Linked DNA regions of Homo sapiens: region 2 is linked to region 1. The links are chromatin loops, found by intact Hi-C in ENCODE. Cell type or tissue: IMR-90. All regions are shown on one strand. Links, peaks and the distances in the headings refer to the core of each region. The heading gives the core; the rest is flanking DNA.

Region 1 (7,021 bases), core at 1,391-6,390:
GAATTACTTGAACCAGGGAGGCGGAGGTTGCAGTGAGCTGAGATCACACCATTGCACTCCAGCTTGGGCAACAAGAGTGAAACTCCATCTCAAAGAAAAAAAAAAGAAGGAACAGAAGCTTTGCTAGCAGGGAGAATATGAGTCTCACCTGTAAACTCAGGGAAGTCCATTGGCAGAAGGTAAACTCTTTTAGTGTGAGATGTCTGATTTATGTTAAATATGTGATCATAACTGAAGAAATTCAGAGCGAGAGCAAATGAAAGCAAGCTGCCTCCTGCAGTCAAGACCATGCTATGTCTTGCCATCCTTCCCTCACCATAAGGACTTGAGGCCTCCCCTTACCTCATCCAGCAAGGGAAATGGGAGCAGGCAAGGACATCTGTGTATCACACCTCTAGGCACTAGAGGAGGCTTTGGGAAGGATAACAGCATGGAAAAGAAGGGGAGGTAGGAAATTTGGGAGAGCAGAAAAAAGCGAACCCAGGTGCTATGTGAGTGTGTGTGGATGGTGAGGCAGACAGTGAAGGGGGTGGCATGACGAAGGGACAGGAAAATCTATGGAGGACACTCAGTGCTTCTGGAAGAAACGGCAGTGAGCTGATGCCCCCCACATCTGGACAGTGAAACTCTATGATAGGTTATAATTGGTGTAAACAAGTTAGCTCCTCTATGGGAGTCTTCCCCAAACTATAATGTCATCAACTGAGGTTGATTGCTTTATTGGTCCCAATTCACCTCACTCACTGCAAAAGGATTATACATCTCTCCTTTGCTGGATAGAGTAGTATCTGTCCTTCGCTAAGCTGTAGTGTTCGTCCCCACCCCTTTGACATCAGACAGGGCCATATATGATGTGCTTTGGCCACTAGAACGTAACAGTGACATACGCCACTGTGAACAGATACTAGGAGAGCTATCATGAGGTTTGGACACTGCTCTTTGCCTCTGTCATGACAATGGCATGTACCAGCCAAGGGATCCTTATCAGCCTGGATCCCCAGCAGTTGTGAGGGGGAAAGTTGGGCTGCAGACGGGCCATGCTATAAGTCCCAGTGCCTTTGTGCTGTAAGTCACTGAGGTTTGGGGGTTCCAGCAGCATAGTCTAGTGAATGCAGACTGACACACCAACTTTGCATTATGTGGATGTTCCCTGTGATGCTGGAACAATGCGACAGGTGGCACTTTTCACAGTTCTGAGGGATTGTGTGCCATTGGCAGAAGAAGGTGCCCTTGACCCACACAGAATAGGTAGAGAGAGAGAGAGATCAGAAGTCTCTGGCACTCAGCTGGGCAGCTAAGCTGTCAGCTCAATGTCTCTGCCCACATCCTCCCAACGCTCCCAGGGGAAAGCCAGAATAACCCCTTGTGGATGTAAGAGAAGGACCTAGTGTCTTATTCACAATTATACAGTCTTTAAAGCAGAAATAACCCAGGGAACAGACCCCCAAATGGGAAGTTTGAGGCAGGAAGATTCTGTGGACAAAGTTTGGGAAATTCCACTGAATCAAGTGTGGCTGACAATGAAATGAGCAGTTTTCATCTAGAAGTGAGGAGGTGGCATAAAGCCAGGGTTCAGAGAGCAAAGGCTTCTGCTTTTCCAGGAACCTTAAAAAGGAGAAAAAGCTAGAAATGCCCCAGGTATTGCTACTGAGAGAATAAACTCTCTTTATGCCCTGGTAGTGGGAAATTATCTGGGTAACTGGTGACAGAGTCTTTCCAGATGGAATAGAACTTTTCTTCTTCACCTACTGGGAAACTCACCAAGCTTCAGATCTTAAACTAGGGTGTCTCATGAGCCACATGATGAGAAAAGTTTTGTGCAGTTTCTTATGATCTGTTATAGAGCCAAGGTAGAAAGACCACTGCATTTCACTGGACAGGCTATGGTGGAAGCTGTACTGGGTGGGAGGTAGCCCAGATGACCTATCAGACTCTTTCAGCTCCAATAGATTAATATTTATTATTTAATGCTACGGCTCATGACATTAAAATGTCAAAATTGACTTAATTAGGGCAAACAAGTAGAATTAAATCTGAAATGCAAGTAAAGATGAAACAAGTAGAATTGAATCTGAAATGCAAGTAAAGATGAAACAAGTAGAATTGAATCTGAAATGCAAATACACCATCTTATCTCGTTTATTCCTTTAAGCCACATCAAATCATTTATAGGAATAAAGTGGGGTATAAATAAGTGAATGAAAGAATAAAATGTTATGTTGCAGCCTAAAGCCATATTCAAACTAATACGAGTGAGCAGTAGCAAGTTTTGTGAGGTGCAAGAACATGGAAATAGAACCTTTGCTCATGGAGAAAATTCTAAGTCTTGGGTGGCGGAGGGAAAGGACTGACAGTGTGTATTAGGTTCATGAGTTCCAACGCTTCCACAAAACACTGGAAATGATTCAAAGGGAAAGTGAACCATGAGGTGGTTCCCAGCAGGCACTGGTGCGTTCCAATGAGAGACGTGTCATTGCTATGGCTTTACATTAATTTCTCATCCCAAATGTTCATTTTTGTCTCCTGAGAGGATTCTTTCCTCCAGTGTGACAAATTTTCCAATTTTGTAATGGAAGCCAGGAGAAAATGGAATTCTCTTTATAAAAATCCATTTTATAGCCAACTTTCTTGAGATGCATCTATCCCTGAAAGCAATTTCCTTCATCTGGGTAGACGTGGCTGAGGTGTTTAGGGCTGGGTAAGTGGATCACTGACAATTTGCTCTTAGAGCTTGTGGGAGATTTAACAGCAAGACCTTGGGGGGAAATGTGAGGAGGGCCGTCCTCTCCAGGCCCTTCTCAAGCTGCTCTGAGGTCTTTTTTTAGAGCAGCAATTTCACTAGAGAGTAGACAGGATGTGGGGGCGGGTGGAGCTGACAGTTGCCACGACATCTCAAGGCACCAGTGTCAGTTCTCCAGTATCTCTCCAGCATGCCCAGGAATCTAGCTGCTAAACCGCACAGCTCACCAGGTAGGTAAATGAAAGACAAGTCAACAGACCAGAGTGGTGTCAAGGTATGTCCTGCCACAGATCTGAAAGGCCACTGAGGATTTGTAGGAACATGAATGAGGTTGTATAACTAGGACTAGATCTCATGTCTGGTTGGCTCTTTGCCCTGGCTTATGTTCTAACACTGCCTCTTTGGGGGCACATTTATGATTACGTAATGGCAAAATGAAGGCGTTTGGTAGTAAATTAAATCAGTTTTATACTATGTGGGTGACTCGCATGCAGTGTATACCGCCAGGCTTTGACACATTCCAATGTGGGAAACATACTTGAAGCATAACAACTGGCTCTTCTCCATCTGTTCATGTTCCCCATTTGACTCATCCCTGCTCTGTAAATACTCTCCGACTTGCTAGCAAGTTGAACAAATTTCAAAGCTCTATGAATGAAGTGCGTGGAGGTCAGGAGGTGCCTTGCAGGAGACTTCAGAGGACATACAAACTTGCCTTACCATGAGAAACGTTTCATCCATTCGACACTTGTGAGCAAGCTCTGTTTCTCACACAAGCAAGAGGATACAAATACAGATCAGATGAGGGCTGATGGGGAAGGAAATTGGTGAAAATGTGAAAGTTTATGTCCATAACTATAGAGACTGAAAATCTACCATTGGGACTTGATAAGGAAAAATAAATGCTCACGAAGGTAATAAACGTGGATAAAATGTTGACAAGCACATAAATGAGGAGCTCTGTGATTCTTCACGGAAGCTTGATGGATATCTCAGTCTCCTCTTGCTCGTTTGCATCACGGTGTCTCAGGACGCCATCTGTGACTTGCCGTGGTGGTGACACACCATGATAGGCTTTTATGAGCATGCCACCTGCTGCCCAGCCCCACAGGATGGTGATTTTGTATGGAGAATCGAGCAGCTGAACCTCTCAGGCAAAACAATCAAGAAAAATATGAAGTGCACCTTGTGTAGTAGAGAAGAGCTGTTGGATTCTGTGTCTATACACTCAGATGAATGAATACTCTAAGCCAGAGTTCATTCATAATAATACAAACTTAAATTTATTGAGTATTTGCTGTGATCCAGGCACTGTTCTAGCTACTCTACTGGTGGAAGTCAATTTAATTTTCACAATAATGAGGTTTTATTTTTGTTCTTTTTACAGATAAAAAGAATGAAACAGAGAGATTATATAATGATTCCCCCAAAAGCCACACAGTGTGTGAGGATTCAAACCCAGGTCGATGGGTACCAGAATTGAAGCTTATAACCATGCACTCTAGCACACATGTACCTCAAACCAGTCAACAAAAAGCCTGTGAGTTAAAGCATGTGCATGTACACACACACCCACACCCACACACACCAGTTACACTTGAATGCTTTGGCTTGTGTAACCAATCAGATTGATCTCAGAATAAAATATTCTTTTGTGCCTTAGCCTTCCCTTAAATCTACTGAGTGGTATGTCACATCCAACACCAATTTAACGAATGCAAGATCCCACCATGTATCAGGCAGTGCGCTAAATATTCAGGAGTTCCAACCTTTTCGCCAAAGAGTTTTCAATCTATCCACAGGGCAGTACCTAACCCTATTGCGAATATGATGCAAATGGCAGAGCAATGACAAGAGAATGAAGACTTCTGATGCGGTAGAAGTAGAAAGAGATGGGGAAGCCCAAACAGAGGAACTAATATTAGGAAAATGGATACTGGTTGACAATATACTTTAAATATAAGAAGCAGGCAGGGAGAATGGACCCCAAGCTTCTAATGATGCTCTGCTCTGCTTACTATGTGAGAAAGCCAACTATATTCCCTTTGAAAAACAAGGTAATTTCAAATCATTTTTTCTATCCACTTCATAGGTACCATGAAAAGAATCACAAAGCAACTGCTTCATCTAATCATGAAGGTTATGTTTATGTGGCTCACCTTCCCCCAAAGGTGAACTGATAAATCTTGTCTGCTTTTCATTGGTTCATGACAGTATCAGTAAGCATTTTACTATTGCAAGGAGTAGATATTCAACTCAAATTAGCTTAAATAAAATGGGAATTCATTGGCTCATATACTTGGGAAATCAGGAGTCAAGTCACGGTTTGACTCAGGAACACAAGTAATGTGAAGGCATTAAACCATTTCCCAATCATACACATGTGTCCTCACTAATCATCTCTGTCTTGCTTCAGCTTGTCTTTGCTTGGTGACACTCTCAAGCAGGCTTTGTTCAAGTAGCAGACAACTCACATCCTCCCAGCTTAGCAATTTCAGTGGACTTTCTCCCAACACTTGTACATCAATCATTGAAAATACCCACAATTGGCCATGCTTGAGTTGACGCCCATCCCTTAGGCCAGAGAATGGAATATTCTGATTGGCCAACCTGGTTGCCCACCCTATATGAGGGTGTGGAGGAGACTCCACACATAAAAGTCCAACCAGGACTACATGGTGTTAGGAAATAATTCCTCAGTGGAATTAGGAGACTAGGTGGTGGTGGCAGGGTAGGGTAAGATGGGGAAAGGCTAGACCAACAAAACCATGTTCTATAATCCATCTGATAATGCTGAAGATTTTCAGTCTTAGAACTCTCTAACTTCCCTATCAGTGCTACTTAGCATAGATAATAAGCACACCACACCTTAGAGGTGGTTACTGCTCAGTGTGATTTATGATTATGAACAAGTCTGTCTTCCTATAACTGCAGGGTTCTTAAGATGACTTGACTCCTGCTATTAGCAGTCACTTACACTTACATAGCTTTCATGGTTTACAAAGCACTCCCACATAAAAATGCCCTCGTTTCATCTATACAACATAAAACATAGGTTAGGTTAGGGCAGCCACCATTATTCCCATTTTATGGATGAAGACGTTGGGCCTCAGAGAGGTTAGTGATTTGTCCAGGGTAACATGACTGGTAAGTGGTCAACCCAACTGGGAAACTGAGTCTTCTAGTTCCAAGATGTGCACAAGAGAAATTGGAAGCTTTATGTGAGTTTAGGAAATGCTTCTGAGGTCACATGATGACTCAACCTCTGAGATATAATTAGAGTTGGAAATCATGATTTTTCTTCCCAAATTTTCATGACTAGAAATTTGGCCTCGTGGGGAAATTCCTGTCTTAAAGCTTGTCCAGAACCAATGCCAAAATGTTCTGTTTCAAAATGCCTTTGGTAAGGACTGTGCAGGCTGATATTTCTCCAGCACATACCGTCCCCCTGCAATGTTACACATGCTCACTTGATTTTCAGACTCCTTCTAAAAGCAGCCAATACAAGAGATTTGTGTTTATGAATTACTGCACTTGTAATGAAAAAAGAATTACAATACATACTTAAGATGCTCACATGTTAGACGAGGATGCAGCTTCCAGATTGCTAACACGGCATCTAACTGTCCATCCTGTTAGTAAATCCTTTATGATTTTTGCTAAAGGTAAGTTAACTTCTTTTGTGGGGGGAGGGCTGTTTGGTGAGGGGAAGGGTGCAACCTGTTTCTGGAGTTATAGATGCTAAGGAATAGGATTAGAAGGTGTCTCAAAACACCGTAACTCATTACAGTTGCTAACTGGGCTCTCCTCTGACAAGCACCTTATTGCTTTACAAAGAAGGGAGAAAAATAAAACAAGCAGCCCAGACAATTAGGAACCAAACAAAATTAAACAAGCCCTTATAGTCATAGGTATGGGTGTATAGTGCTTTGCCTTGCATTGTTAGCAACTCATGTATTATGAAGCACTTAGGGATGCTCACTAATGGAGTCTTTCTCCCTCCTGGAGGGCGACTTGAACATTAGACTCTGTGACTCAGGTGCAGAAACTCTGCCGTATTAGTGTGGGCAGAATGATGCTTTCCCCCCTCGCAGGGGTGTAGTGAGGCTTAATTAATTGTTGGGGAAGCACTAGGAGATTCTGGGATGAAAGGCACTATATAATGATAATAATTTGCATCGACAAGGTACCTTTCTTCAGTGGAATTCCAAGCACTTTACAAACATTAATTAATCCTCATAACACCCTGGCAAGGCAGGTAAGTTTTCCCAGGATACACTA
Region 2 (7,021 bases), core at 865-5,864, 79 kb after region 1:
TCCTCCCCTTCCTTTCTGTTTTACAATTTATGAGGGGCAGTTTGGAAGTGACAGGCACAGGTTGTGTAGACAGAGTTAGAAGATAGGCCAGTAGAACTGGAGGTGAGGTGGAAGAGGGGGATGTAAGACAGGAAAAGGAAATAGATTAAAGATTGTGGCAGACCTCCGTAGCATCTTTTGCTATGTATCAAAATGGTTGTTCCAATTCGTCCAAATGAGTATGGTTTTAAGATCATTTTACAAAAGGTATGATTCATTTTGGTTGCATTTGGGACTATTGGATTAAAATTTGGTAAGAAACTCTTCAACTGTGAAATAGATAAATAATGGAACCAACATAATAGGGATGTGGTGAGGATTAAATGAGTGAATACACATAACATGCTTAGAACAGCGCCTAGCACACAATGAGCAGTCAATGACTATCAGCTGCTTTCATCCTCTTCATCACCACCACCACCATCATGATGTCTATTCTCAAGGCAATCCAGAGTAGTATGTGCATCTCTCTCTCTCTCTCTCACACGCGCGTGCGCGCGCACACACACACACACACACACACAGAGCTTAGGAGGAGAGAGATGACTAATTTCTTTGCATATGATTTCCAGCGTTTCCTAATTCCTTCCATCATCATTGCCATGCACTCAGATCAGTTCTCTGAGTTCAAAGAGCAAATGTGAACTGCTCTGTTTCTCCCATCCATTCTTAGCAGACTTTCAAGCTGATAACACAGGCAGTGCCTGCGTACTTGTTAAATGAAGACTCAAAACCACTTGCTATGCTCTAATTTTCATTTCACAAAAGAATCCACGGAGAGCATATATTGCACATTTTCTGTCCTGGATCAAGAACAACCTGAATCTCCCTAAATCAAGAACAACCAATTCCATACACTTTTGTAACAATTAACTTATATTTCTATACAATTAGGTTATATATTTACACCCTTCCCCCCACCTGCCATAAGCACCCATTCCCTGCTACTCTGAGAATGGCCAGTTCAATGACCGAGCTGTCCTGAATTCGGTGCCCTTTTCCCCAGCTGTCACAGGGAACTGTAGGCTCAGATATCTCTTCCTCATCCCTTCTTTTTTTTCCCTCACCTGCATCAGTTGGCAAGGGAATTGAGCAGGCCACTTCCCTATAAGTGTCACTAATAAACTCCTCAGTTACTTTTATCGGAGGCAATGCCACTTCCTTTACTAGCTCCCAATCTCCTTTCCCTGCCTCTCTCACTCTTCCCTAGACACGTAGGAAAAAAAAAAAAAACAATAACCTTCCTTGTTGCTCTTGGTTCCATTTGTTCTGTGTTTCACTGCCAAAAATATTTGAGGAAAAGGCAATAATCTAGTCTAGAGAATTTAAAAAAAATTCCCAAAGGAATCAAAGTCATCAACATGGAGAGTGGCCAGATGCCTCCTTGAGAACCTCAAACACAGCTTCCAGCTACTTCCTCATCCTTCTCTGATTGAACCTGCTTTTTCTCAAGCACAATTATTAAAATAGATGAAACATGATTACTTAATTTTATTTTTTTCTGCTTTAATTACCAGCATTGTAATGGTATTCTTAAAAGCAATGTTTCTTCATTCTGTTTCCGTTCGTTATTTCTCATTTTTTATGAGACTCTAGTACGTAAAGGCAAGACGATAGGAATTATCCAGAGTCTATTAACTGTAGAGAATGCCCACACCAGGGCAGGTGTGTTAGCCGATGTCCCACAGCAACCATATTTTTAAGATGATTTTCACATGGACGGTACTTCACTTACATGAGCTAAGTAGATTTGTGCAAGCCTTGCAACCTGCTCACTGCATAGTGCATCATTTCTACAGGAAAGGTACCCCAAGTTCTAGGCCAGTAGAAACTGCCCATTTGAGATTGAGGACTGATTGCATGAGGGATGGATTTGGGTTGGCTAATGCATGACTCCTCATCTAGTCATTTCCAAGTGTCAACCAGAAATGAAGACAGCAGGACCAGGCTCCCCATCTGGGAACCAAGGGAACCAAGCTGCTGCCAGGCTCTGTGGACCATCTCCAAACCCATCCACAAACGTTGCCACAGAGGCAATAACCTTCATGTGCCTGAAAATTGGAGTTATGCCTACTTCCACCATCTTTTTATTCTAAGAAAATAATTACAGTTTTTAGATGATTTAGGTATCTTTTTAAAAATTTTGATTTTTAGTTTTTACTAGTAGATGTATCTATTTATAGGGTACATGTGATGTTTGGATACAGACATACAATGTGTAATGATCGTATCAGGGTAATTGAGGTATCCACCACCTCAAGCATTTATCATTCCTTTGTGTTAGGAACATTCCGATTCCACTGTTTTAGTTATTTAAAAATATATACTAAATTATTGGCTGTAGTTACCCTGTTGTGCTGTCACATACTAGATCTTATTTATTCTATGTTTCTGCATCCTTGTGCACCATGTGGAATATTCAGCCATAAAAAGAATAAGATCCTGTCATATATATTTATATATATTTATATATATTTATATATTTATATATACTTATATATATATTTATATATATTTATATATACATACATACACACGTACACACACGTACACACACACACGTATATGACAGGGATATAAATGACAGGATCTATCTATCTATCTATATCTATCTATATATCTATATCTATCTATCTATATCTATATATATCTATATATATCTATATATATCTCCCCACCCCACATTCTCTTTATCCATTTATTTGTTGATAGACACTTAGGTAGATTCCAAATCTTGGCTATTGTGAACAGTGCTGGAATAAACGTGGGAGGGCAGATATCTCTTTGATATACCAATTCCCTTTCTTTTGGGTATAAATGCTTAGGTATCTTAATGAAAGCATTAGTTAATGCTTAATCTTATTCAAATACTTGAAATGTGAGCATTTTCTGAATTAAAGATACATATTCCCAAAAGTATCCTGGTATTTTATACTCAGATTGCAGTCAAAACTTACTTTATATTGTAAGTCACTGTCACTATGAAATAGAATAATTTATAGTGAAATTTCTCATGATAGTTCTAAAGAAGGCTATTCTAATTATTGTTTCATCAAGGAGAGCAGCTTTTTTTCCAAGGCATTTTAGTGTCTCGTGCCTTCTCATGACTCACCAAGTGAAGAATGCAGCAACCATTGGTAGAATGGTTGAAACAGAGGAAGATTTAAAATCTCTCTTATATGACTATCATTAAGAGATCCATTCATGTTTCCAAGTTCAATTCTTCGTGATTAATTCTTTTAAAACCTGCAGTCATATAGAGTAAGACATACAAAGCCACCTTTTTTAAGGCACTGAAACTTACTCCTTGAATTTTTGTATAGTTAAAAAATAGGCATTAGTATAGCTTTTGGTGCAGATTTGAGACAGCAAGTTGTTGATGTGTGTTCTCAGCCCACCCTCCGGTCATGGACACTCAGTCCCAGCCATGAAGCAATATCAACATGCCCTCCTGTAACAGTGTCACCACTCACATGTCATTCCCATTATTACCGATGTCAAGGAAGAGACCGGAGAAGCCCGTTTTATTATAAGCATGAATGATAGCGAGAGATTGGACCTTCCAGGGGCCCTCTGCTGAAATGGGTGATTCAGAGATGCTGTGCGTCATACTTGAAAAAAGACCTAAATTTATTACATTTAATGTTTAATATAAATCACCAAACCTGAATGTGTTATAAAAATGAGCTAAAATGCTGCTTAAGAGACATTATTAAAGAGTCTTAAGTATGGAGCCATTTCTAATTGGTAAAAGTTCACAGATGAACACTTCTTGCAAGTACTCATTTTTAAGAAATATTTCTTCCAGTAAGAAGGCCCTTATTTCAGTGTGAGATATAATCCAAGGGACAAATCTCTTTATGCAAGTATCATCTTTAAGTTCACAGAAGGAATGTCAGTGAAATCTATGACTTAGACTTTATTCCCCCGTTACTTAAATATGAGAAAAAATCAAGTTTAAAAATAATTAAGAATACAATGATACACAGTCCAAGGTAGGGTGCTTGGAATAAAACTGCTATATAAGGCAATACGTGTCAAGAGCCAACTGGCTATTATTACTCCCTCAAAAATTAAAAAAGAATAGTGCAGAAAATTATCTGTGCTGTTTTTATAATCCTGATTAAAGGATATAAACATAGGTAGTTGAAATTAATCTGTGAAAGAATATGCTGTCGTTTCAATTAGAGAAAAGGGAATCCTTTAACTGTCCCCCCTCAACAAAGGCGCCACCTTAAATCAGGCAAGGTTGGCCTCCAAAATGGGACGAGTGCAGTAAACCAATTTTCAGCCACAAAATGTGATTTGCAAAATTGGTTTGAAGTACTGCTGGCTGGATACCACGTCTGCTGGGGAGTGAAATTAAAACTGTCACCCACTCACACAAAGTCCCAATAGCTTGCCGGCCTCTGGTGTGTGCTGGTTCATAACCGCAGCTGCCTTCCCTGTCGGCACAGACACCCCTTTGGGGACTCTGCTCCTTCAGCTTGTTTATTAGAATTCTCAAACTGATACTGGAAAGGTACCTCTGGGTCACAGGGGAGACCTCATCTCTGAGGATGAGGATGAGGATGAGAGAGCCAGGAAAAGCTGATGATGCCACAATAGCCTTTTTTCTTCCTTAAATGGGCCACTCAGGGTTTTCTATTAATTCTTTAACTCGGACATTCCTCACCTCCACCCCCGACCATTTTGATTCCCAAAATCCAGATGCTCAACCGTTCTCATTTCTTTTTTGAAAAGAGACTTCAGGGCCCACAAAAATAAACAATTAGAAGGCTAGGAAGAGAAATATATTTTCTTACAGCTTCAAAAAGCTGTTTTATGGGAATATTTACATTTTTACGTTTTGCTAATTATTTGTTCATTATGTTACGTGTGTTCTTACAATGGATACACTTTATTAAAACAGCTCATTATAATCATTTTTTGAAAGCAAATATTTACCAAATACCTACTATCTAGCTAGGTACTGCAGAGAATGCAGAATGCAGAAAAGGTTAAGAGACGGCCCTTACCTTATTCTTTCTGGTTGGGAAAAGCTTATTTTTTTCTGATTGGGAAGATGAGTTTAAAATTCATTTAAAAAACAGAAAAAGTAAGATAATTTGACGTGATGTGTCAGTGCAAGAATCTATATAATAATGACATAGATTTTGACTTCATACAGTTAAATCACTAATTATTATGTGATAGCAAAATCTGGATATATCATGGTCAGCTTGAAAGGTTGGCTTTGGGCCAGTCCATTTTGACACCACCAATACCTTGATACCATTTTTTCTCATGATTCTATTTTTATCATTCATTCTTATGATTCTGGCTTATATTACTTTATCTTGTAAGGATACATGTTTTATTTATGTTTCATAGTAGATATACCTTCATTTGCTTGTGTACTTCGCCAATAATTTAACTATAGCTTTCTGTACAGGTGCCAAGGTGATTGTAGGGTTATAGATGTGTCTGTCGTAACTTCTTAAATGTCACAAACATGTGCAAGAGAACGGTCTTTCTTTTTTGGGGGGGATCTTGTTCTTTAAATGTGCATGGTCATGGTATTGACAAGGGATATAAACCTCTTGCTTTGGATGACATGATATTAATGAAACTCTAGTTACCACATTGTTATTTGGAATTGACACACAGAAGCTTACCTGATCTAATGCACTCGTAACACTGTCAATGTAAAGAGAGGATAGTGAGAGGAGTGGAGTCTGTGGGGAAATCAATTCCTGGGGCAGATGTTGCAGCTTATCAGTGGAAGAGTAGTTGCTCAGGGGCCAATGAGCAGGGCCCTTGTGAATATCCCTGGTGAGAGACAGGCTACAAGTAGCTAAAGAGTGGATACACACTGATACAGAGCCAATCCAGTGAGGCGAGCTCCATATTTACTCCAACAAAGCAGAAAAATTAGGTATATGCCTGCAGCCTAAACTGCTTTCCATCAGCAGTATTCTTATCAATGTTCCAGAAATAAATGTTATAGAAGAGTTCATAAAATACGGAAACAACTTTCTTTGGAAAGCAATGGGTAGTTCTGAATCAATCCACAAGACAGGCCAAATACTCAGGAAGTTACTTTGGTAGCTTTAAAAACCAACTGCATTGAACCATCTGATGAGAGCAGGGAGACTTGAACACTCTTGGAGACACTGTTAACCTAAGTGAAGATCCCTTTAAAAAAATATTCCTACTGTCTTTGTCATCACAGGAAAAGAAAAAAACATTGCCAAGCGTAATTCATTTTTAAGCTATCCTTGAGAAATAGTTAAATACATGTTACCCATGTACTCTTTCAGTCTTTGCTTTTTATTTTTTGTTCTGTAGTTTGGCCCATATGGGATTTGAATATAAAATCCATGTACATTTGCTTTCTCTTTTATAATTCACCTATCACCCGCAGTGCATCAAATCCTCTGAATTATTTAAAGTATTTTCCCATTTCCTACCACACTTTTAAGGTTAAAAAATGAAGGAAAATATTTTCCTCAAGCACTTGCTTCTCTTGGCCCTGATGGACATTGTTTTCATTTGGTTGGTTTTTGAAACAGCAAACAGGATACTAAAAAATATACTCAAGTCCTAGTTAATGCACTAAGACAAGAAAAAGAAATAGAAGGTATACAGATTGGAAAGAAAAAAAAACTGTCTTCATTTGCAGGTGACATGATCATCTAGGTAGAAAATCTGAAAGAACTGACACACACACAAAAAACCCTCCTGGAATTAATAAGCAATTATAGCAAGGTTGCAGAAGACAAAATTAATATACAAAAGTCAATCATTTTCGTATACACTGGTAATGAACAAGTGCAATTAAAATTAGAAACACAATACCATTTATATAAGCCCCCCTCAAAAATGAAATACTTAGGTATAAAGCTAACAAAATATTTATAACATCTAAGGAAAATTACGAAATTCTGATGAAAGAAATCAAAGAAGACCTAAATAAATGGAGAGACATTCCATGTTTATG

Evidence for each region. Hi-C counts contacts between places; a loop is a spot of excess contacts. Peaks named below come from ENCODE experiments on the same cell type or tissue, not always from the same donor. Only the 100,000 strongest peaks of a DNase experiment are listed, where the experiment ranks them.
Region 2: it touches region 1 in a loop (3-fold over the local background); 3 of 110 quality-filtered maps call a loop at or near these places.

Annotation. Positions count from the first base shown.
Region 1 is chr2:205,656,893-205,663,913 of GRCh38, reverse strand. No RefSeq gene overlaps it. Among named protein-coding and RNA genes, the nearest start is that of NRP2, 22 kb to the left of the region's middle. In IMR-90, for the core only: no CTCF peak of the experiment used is centred there; DNase peaks (open chromatin) are centred at 3,313 and 6,093; H3K27ac peaks cover 744 bases.
Region 2 is chr2:205,576,920-205,583,940 of GRCh38, reverse strand. The region is part of intron 22 of PARD3B (par-3 family cell polarity regulator beta); the gene reads right to left. Among named protein-coding and RNA genes, the nearest start is that of NRP2, 100 kb to the left of the region's middle. In IMR-90, for the core only: no CTCF peak of the experiment used is centred there; a DNase peak (open chromatin) is centred at 3,150.